2 separate regions of the Homo sapiens genome follow, and region 2 is linked to region 1. A link is an interaction called in ENCODE POLR2A ChIA-PET data of the cell type or tissue named here. Cell type or tissue: PC-9. All regions are shown on one strand. Each heading gives the region's core, and the rest is flanking DNA. Links, peaks and the distances in the headings are about the cores only.

What was found. ChIA-PET counts read pairs that join two places held together with the same protein. Peaks named below come from ENCODE experiments on the same cell type or tissue, not always from the same donor. Only the 100,000 strongest peaks of a DNase experiment are listed, where the experiment ranks them.
Region 2: POLR2A ChIA-PET joins it to region 1 with 5 read pairs; 3 of 35 experiments call an interaction of 5 or more read pairs at or near these places.

Annotation. Positions count from the first base shown.
Region 1 is chr15:44,205,593-44,209,992 of GRCh38, reverse strand. No RefSeq gene overlaps it. Among named protein-coding and RNA genes, the nearest start is that of FRMD5, 13 kb to the right of the region's middle. In PC-9, for the core only: no CTCF peak of the experiment used is centred there; a DNase peak (open chromatin) is centred at 2,102.
Region 2 is chr15:43,973,027-43,977,426 of GRCh38, reverse strand. All of the region lies in intron 1 of FRMD5 (FERM domain containing 5), which reads left to right. Among named protein-coding and RNA genes, the nearest start is that of WDR76, 150 kb to the right of the region's middle. RefSeq lists a silencer at 2,426-2,475 and an enhancer at 4,022-4,400. In PC-9, for the core only: no CTCF peak of the experiment used is centred there; a DNase peak (open chromatin) is centred at 2,386.

The DNA of each region.
Region 1 (4,400 bases), core at 176-4,175:
GATCACACCTACTTCTTGTTGCAGAAAAACTGTTCCTTTCCATAGCTATAGTCTTAACCTGTTGTCTAAATAATGTAGCTAAATCAGCTGAGCACATGGGAATCAGAGACTAAAAGAAGCACATTAGGCATTCAATAAATATTTGCTGAATGAATGAAATGCTCAGTAAGCATTAAAAGATGATGATAATGACAATGGTTAGGATGAAGAAGAAAAGGAAAGGGGACAGAGGAAGGCATGAATAGCTGTAACTCTAAGGCAATTGGCTCACCAATTACACTGCTGAAGCGATAACATAACAATCACAGTTTTCAGGTACTCGGATGCTGGTTCTCCAGTTTGTGTATCATCTCAGATTTTTGGTTTAGATTTTCCCTTAAACTGACTCCCTTTTAGTCCTCCATTTAATGTCTATTAATCCACAGAGAAAATGAAGGAACAAGAGATTAATAGTAGCTAAAACTTTCCAATGTTTTCTTTGTGCAAAGGCTTATCTCATTTTACTCTCACAGTCTCTCATAGAGAGGGACTATTATTATACCTGTTTTACAAATAAGGAAACTGAGCCTTCGCAGCATTCTCAAGGTCACACAGCTGGTACACAGCAGAGCGTAAACTGGGATTATTGGAACCTAGAGCCCATACTCTTATCCATGTTCTCTTGCTTCCATGCTACCGAGTCTTCTAACTTGTTCCTCGTGTTTTAGAGTTAAGTCCTTTCAAACTCTCTCTTCTTTTCCTTTTTCTTTTCTTCTTCTTTTTTTTCCTGGTGTATAAATGTGTGTTGTATTGATTTATCATATTGTTTCTTTTGCATCTTTCAAATTCTTAAGCCTCAAGGTGCCTCTGTGCTGGAATGTTTGTTTTAATCAAAACTAGGCATGTACATAGTTTAGGAGTCAAATAGCTCTACAAGGCCTATTACAAAAAAAGAAAAAATCAGGGCTGGGCATGGTGGCTCATGCCTATAATCCCAGTTACTTGGGAGGCTGAGGTGGGAAGATCACTTGATTCTGGGAAGTAGAGGTTCCAATGAGCTGGGATTGGGTCACTGCACTCCAGCCTGGGCAACAGAGTGAAACCCTGCCTTAAAACAAAACAAAACAAGACAAAACAAAAAAAATCAATTCCCTAGGCCTCAATTTCTGCCTCCTCTACCGCCCCCCTCCGCCCCCATAATAACTTTTAGCTATTTTAGCTATTTCTTTTGCATTTGTCTCAATTCTTCTAAATAATATGCTTTTACTGTTATTTCTCTTTTTTGTTTTTTTGGTTTTTTTTGAGACAGGGTCTCACTCTGTAGCCCAGGCTGGAGTGTAGTGGCATGATCATGGCTCACTGCTGCCTCGACCTCCCAGGCTTAGGTGATTCTCCTACCTCAACCTCCCAGGTACCTGGGACTGCAGGTACACACCACCACATCTGGCTAATTTTTTTATTTTTATTTTTAATAGAGACAAGGTCTTCCTATGTTGCCCAGGCTGGTCTTGAACTCCTGAGCTCAAGCAATCCTCCTTCCTGCCTTGGCCTCCCAAAGTGCTGGGATTACAGACATGAGTCATTGTGCCTAGCATATACTGCTATTTCTTGATTTTTTAAAATGTAGGTGTTATCTATGAAAGATATATTATTTCTTTCAACTACTCCAACCCCCAGCATACCCCAATCACACATACTTTTCTATCCATTATCCCAATATAGTTATGTCAGTTAAATTAGTAATAAGTATATTATTATGATTATATAAATTCTTATACACGTGCTATGATTACTTTTCCTTTCTTATACAACTTTTTGTTTTTCCTAAAGTTAATACAAGCTTCGTTTTTATTTTTCTCTTACTTTGTTTTAATATAATTATCACTAAGTTATAACCAAATTCTCCCCTAGAAGTGTATTTTTTCTCATTACTACATAGTCGGGCATATTAGGTAGTCTATCAATTTCGTCTTCTTGGAAACACCTGGGAGCCATCTGATTGTCTCCCTTCTGACCTTGATTATTTTCTAGACTAGCTTCACAGCTGTTATTCTGGGATCAAACCTCACAATTATTCTGAGAATTTACATTACCTCTTTCTGTGTTAGATCCTGTTTCCAGGATGCCATGTGTATTAGTCAGCTTTTGATACTTTTTTTTTTCAGGAATGACTCCAAAATATGAGTAGCTTACAACAAAAAAGATTTATTTCTCACTTTCATTAGACATCCTCTGTGGGTTGGCTGTGTCGTCTACTCCGTGTTGGCTTCTTCCCAGGACCCAGGAGCAAGCTCCATCTGGGCCATGCCAGTCTTTTGGGAAAGAAAAGATCAATAATATACATGTTTTCACTTACATTCTATTGTTCAAACCAAATCAGTGGTCAAGTTTAATGCCAGTAGGGTAGGTAGAAATGGAGACGACAGTGAATATTTGAAGACATAACACAATCTTTTATTTTATTTTATTTTTGTGAGACAGAGTCTCGCTCTGTCACCTAGGGTAGGGTACAGTGGCGTGATCTTGGCTCACTGCAGCCTTGAGCTCCCCAGCTCAAGTGATCCTTCCCCTTCAGCCTCCCGAGTAGCTGGGACTACAGGTGTGCACCACACCACACCCAGATAATTTTTGTATTTTTTGTAGAGATGGGTTTTTGCCATATTGCCCTTGCTGGTCTTGAACTTTCGAGCTCAAGTGATCCTCCCACTTTTTCCTCCCAAAGTGTTGGGATTACAGGCGACATAATACATAATCTACCATGTATTCTTATTTCATTTTTTTTTTTTTTTTTGAGACGGAGTCTCACTGTCACCCAGGCTGGAGTGCAGTGGTGCGATCTCGGCTTACTGCAAGCTCAACCTCCCGGGTTCACGCCATTCTCCTGCCTCAGCCTCCGGAGTAGCTGGGACTACAGGCGCCTGCCACCACGCCTGGCTAATTTTTTGTATTTTTAGTAGAGACGGGGTTTCACAGTGTTAGCCAGGATGGTCTCGATCTCCTGACCTCGTGATCTGCCCGCCTTGGCCTCCCAAAGTGCTGGGATTACAGGCGTGAGCCACAGTGCCCGGCTCTTATTTCTTATATCTTTGTTTGCTCTGACATTTTTGGGGAGCCCATCCCTCAAAAGCTTCCTGAAGAAGGGTATATATGAGTATAAGATATTAGATATTGAGTTCATACATGTCTAAAAGTGTCTTTTTACTCAAGAGTAGTGTATTTGGGTATAGAATTCTATATTGGAAATAATTTTCCTCAGAATCTGTAAATGCTGTTCTACTATTTTCTTGATTCCAATGTTGCTGTTGAGAAGTTCAATGTAATTCTAATACTGTTTGTAACTTTTTTTTTCCTTTTCTGGAGGCTTACTTTTGTTCCTAGTGTTCTAACATTTCATAGTAGTATGTTATGGTGTGGATTTGTTTCTATCCATTGTGCTGGACAGTTGGTACCCACTCTAAATTTGGAAATTCATGTCCTTAATTATGGGAAATTTTCTTGAATTATGCCTTTGATAATTTTTTGCCCTCCATTTTTCCCATTTTTTTTTTTAATACAGGATCTTGCTCTATCACCCACATGCTTGAGTGCAGTGGCATGATCCCAGCTCACTGCAGCCTTGACCTCCTGTGCTCAAGTGATCCTCCCACCTCAGCCTCCTGAGTAGTTGGGACTACAGGCACCTCCCACCACACCTGGCTAATTTAAAAATTTTTATTTTGTAAAGACAGGGTCTCACTATGTTGCCCAGGCTGGTTTCAGATTCCTGAGTTCAAGCCATTCTCCCATCTTAGCCTCTCAAAGTGCTGGCTGGGATTACAGACGTGAGCCACCGTATCTGGCACTCTCCCCCTATTTCTATTTCTATTTAGTTTTATTTTTCACCTATCCTATTTTATTTTACATTTGCACATGTTATTTTTAATTCTCAGAATGCTTTTTTCCCCTCTTTTTCTAAATGGCATCCCAGACTTATTTACTGGATGCAAGATCTTCTATCTCTATTAGGATATTTACTAATAATTTCCATTTTGAAATTTTTCTTTTTCCTACTTAGTTTTTCTGTCCTCCAAGTTGCCTGTTTTCCTTTTGTTTTAGTCTCTATATTTTATGTTAGAGATATTTCTTAAATTTCTGGCGACCCCATTCTGGTTCAGAAATTCTGTTTTAGTCTCTCCAGAGAATTACCCTTCACTTTTCTGATAGGGTGAAGAAAAGAAGTCTCTTGGCTGCACAGAGTCAGAGAAGGGAATTGCTTCTTAAATTGACTTTCTAACAATCCTCCTGTTTTCAGTTCTACCTTCATTTCCAAAAGAACTGGGTAAATCAATTTCTAAATATTTTGTGCATTCTACAGTGCAGATCAGGTTGCTTCTCAGCTTTGCCCTGCTAGTTTTGGATTCAGCTTTCTTGGGTTTGCTCAG
Region 2 (4,400 bases), core at 184-4,183, 230 kb after region 1:
GAAGTAGTCAAAGAGAACCTACATCCCTATTCCTAAATGATAATAATACAAAGAGGTGGGAATGTGAGAATTAACAATAGTGATGCCATTTTTCCACCTTGGTGACTGTGTTTCCTACCTTAGTGACAGTGTTTCCAAAAACAAAGCAAAGGTCAACCTCACCCATACCTTAACAGAGAGTAACAACCCTGACCACAACAAAGCCTGGCCCTTACCACATCCTTCCCCAGCCCCCTGCAGTTCCAACCTGCTAGCACTTCCCCAACCCCTCCCCTATAGAAACTTTAGTATGAGGCTGGGCACAGTGGCTCACACCTGTAATCCCAGCGCTTTGGGAGGCTGAGGCAGCTGTATAGCCTGAGGTCAGGAGTTCAAGACCAGACTGGCTAACATGGTGAAACCCTGTTTCTACTAAAAATGCAAAAAAAATTAGCTGGGTGTGGTGGCATGCACCTGTAATCCCAGCTACTCAAGAGGCTGAGGCAGGAGAATCACTTGAACCCAGGAGGCGGAGATTGCAGTGAGCTGAAATCACGCTACTGCACTCCAGCCTGGCAACAGAGCAAGATTCTGTCTCAAAAGAAAAAAAAAAAAAAGTTGGTCATGGTAGTACATGCCTGTAATCCCAGCTACTTGGGAGACTGAGGCAGGAGAATCACTTGAACCTGGAAGGCAGAGGTTGCAGTGAGCCGAGATCGCACCATTGCACTCCAGCTTGGGCGACAAGAGCAAAACTCCGTCTCAAAAATAAAAAAAAGAAACTTTAGTATAAAAACGTCAGCTTGTAAGCAATCAGGGTCTCAGCCAGATTCCTGACTGGGATGCCTCACAGGCTTATTCTTGTAAATAAACCTGTTTGGCCATTGAGTTGCCTTCTCTCTCACTTTCTTCCTTTTAAAACTCTTCCTAACACCATCCATATATATCTTTGTTAAAGTGTCTGTTCAAATCTTTTGCCTTTTTAAAAAAATTGCGTTGCTTGTTTTTTTATGGAATGTTGAGGGTTCTTTTTATTCTACATGCAAGTCCTTCATCAGATAAATGCTTTGCAAAGATTTTCTCCTAGTTCTTGGCATGTCATGTCGTTCTCTCAACAGTTTCTTTTGAAAAGCAGTTTTAAATTTTGATAAAGACTAATATATCCATTTATTTTATGAGTAGACATTTATTTGTTTTTTATGGGTTGTGTTTTTGGTGTTATATTTAAGAAGTATTTGCCTAATCCAAGGTTACAAATGTTTTCTTCTATAAATTTTATTGTTTTATGTTGTACATTTTGGTCTATGATCCACTTTAAGTTTTTTTTTTTTTAATATATGGAACAAGGTATGAATTGAAGTCTCCCTCTCCCTTTTTTTTTTTTTAGCACATAGATATCCCGCTGTTCCAGCACCACTTCTTTAAAAGGCTTTCCTTTCTCTGCTGAATTCCCTTTTACACCTTGTTGAAAATGAACATGTGTGGGTCTATTTATAGGCTCTTTATTCTGTTCTGTTGATCTATTTGTCTTTCTTTGTGTCAGTACCACACTGTCTTGGTTATTGTAGCTTTATAATATCTTGAATCTAGATCATATTAGTCCTCCAAATTTGTTCTTCTTTTGCAAACTTGTTTTGCATATTCTAGATCCTTTTATTGCCACATGAATTTTAGAATTCATTTGCTAGTTTCTACAAAAAAAGCCTCCTGGGATTTTAATTGAGATTGCATTGACTCTATAGACCAATTTGGGGAGAATGGACATGTTAACAATTTTGAATCTTGAAACCTATAAACATGATATATCCCTCTGTTTAGGTTTTCTTTCATTTCTCTCAGCAACGTCTTATTGTTTTCCTTGAGTTGTTAGAGTTTTAAATATTTGCTAATCACTTGTGTGTAAAGTGGTGTCTCATTGTGGTTTCACTGCTGACGACCAGTGAAATCCAGCATCTTTCAAGTGTTTATTGGCCCTTCAGGTTTCCTCTTCTCTATTGCTTTTATATTGGCCCGGCATTTTATTTGCCAAGAATATCTCTGCTGGGTGATCTTATGGTCTCTTATGTTTCGTCTATTTTGTGTTTGTTTGTTTTATTGATAGTGGAGATGTTTCTCTTTTTTGGCTCTTGAATTCTGAAATAGTAATTTAGATATTGAGGCAAATACCTCTTTACATCTTTCATTCCTTGTTAGTTTTATCTCTCCTACTTTCTGCCAATAGGAAGCTCTGGTATTCCCTGGCATATTCTAGCTTAGATGACTTTTGAGAACTCTGATTTGAGAGCAAAGCATGAGGTCACCTCACTTGTCAATGTCCCTTGGGCGATGCCTAGTTTATCTTTTTGCTAAGCTAATCTGCTCTCATTCCTCATGGTTCACTGCTCTGGACATTCTGCGATTCTGTTCCAGCTGAGCACATTAGAAGAGAGAGACAATTCCGCATCACTGGGCAGAGCTTAGGTAGCCTGGGGTTCTCACCTTTGAGCCAACAGGCAACTTGGCAAATTGCTCAACAACTCTGGGAGATGATTGTCAGAAGCCACAAGAGCCCCAGTCAGTGTTCTGTGAACCTGCTTTGAACAATTAAAAGGATCTGCATGTAACAAATTCTTGAAAAATTTTTGTTTCATTTTTATTAAAAAGGAAGCCTTTGATTTCTGTTGGCTACAAAGTAGGCTTCCTGTGATGTCTAAGTCAGAGAGCTACATGAATCTGGTTGTATCTTTCAGAATATTGTTTATGCATATTAGAATTTGTGAATAGTTATTTTGCTTTTCAACACTTTAAACATTTGTCAAATACCTATGGTGTGCCAAGCACTGTGTCAGGAACCAGAATCACCAAAATGGATAAGGCACCGCCCTCTCTTAGAAAAGCTTACAGAAGCCAGAGTATAGGTAGGAGTTAACTAACTCCAATGCTTTCTCAAAGAAAGAAAAGGGAAGGTAGATGCGGGAATGGGACCATCCTAAGGCATAAAAAGCAAGCAGCCTTAACCTATAGAAACTTGTCCAGGAAGAGTATAAGTAGAGAATTAAATGAGCACCTGCAGCACATAATTTCTGGACAACTGGATAGGAGTCCAAAAAGGGAAAGACACTAAAAGATATTGGCATTCAGAAATTTCTGTAATCCCAAATCCTTGCTCAAGCTGTTCACCTCCTAGATTGCTTTCCATGACCCTTTTCATTTGGCAAACTCTCATTCACCCTTAAGGAGTCACCTGAGATTTTTATTCTCATGGGAAAGTTTTCTTCCTTGCCTCTCACTTTCACTAGAGGACCATCTTGTGTGCTTTCATAGCACCCTACTGCTGATTCCAACTGTTCCACTTAGCACTCTGCATTGAAAGTGCCTCTTTGTCTCCACCCAGTAGAGTAACTTCAAGATCAAGCTGATCCCTTTTGGAGTAACCTCAAAAAAAAAAAAAAGTTAATTTGATATGTTCAATGGGATCCTAACATACTGAAACAGTGGGCTAAAATCAACAAGAAGAAATTTACTAGGCCTAAATCCTGCATCTAGTTCCAGCAGTTAAACTGTACAAGTAGAAGATTGAGGAGGCCTGACTTAGTAGGAGAATGTTTGAAATGGCATTCTAGATATCCGCAAATTGGATATAAGCCAATGGTATATAAGTTTCTCTAAAACCAAATAGAGGTTTGGGTTGTATTAAGGAAAATATAGCATTTAGATTAAGATTTAATAGCTGTATTATAATGCTGCAGTATATTTGGAGTATCATGCTCAATATGATCTTCTGACTTAAAGAACATTAGTGACCAGGAGCAGTGGTTCACACCTGTAATCCCAACACTTTGGGAGGCCAAGGCAGGTGGATCATCTGGGGTCAGGAGTTCGAGACCAGCCTGACCAACATGGTGAAACCCCGTCTCTGCTAAAAATACAAAAACTAGCTGGGTGTGGTGGTGGGCACCTGTAATCCCAGCTACTCAGGAGGCTGAACCAGGAGAATCGCTTGAACCTGGGAGGCGGAGGTTCCAGTGAGCGGAGATATCGTGCCATTGCACTCCAGCCTGTGAGATAGAGCAAGACTCTGTCTCAAAAAAAAAAAAAAACATTAGCATTAGCAAACAAGAAAGTAACTAGGATATTAACCAAAATCGGCCAGGTGCGGTGGCTCACGCCTGTAATCCCAGCACTTTGGGAGGCCGAGGCAGGCGGATCATGAGGTCAGGAGATCGAGACCATCCTGGCTAACATGGTGAAACCCCGTCTCTACTAAAAATACAAAAAATTAGCCAGGCGTGGTGGCGGGCGTCTGTAGTCCCAGCTACTCGGGAGGCTGAGGCAGGAGAATGGCGTGAACCCGGGAGGCAGTGCTTGCAGTGAGCCGAGATCGCGCCACTGCACTCCAGCCTGGAGGACAGAGCGAGACTCCGTCTCAAAAAAAAAACAAG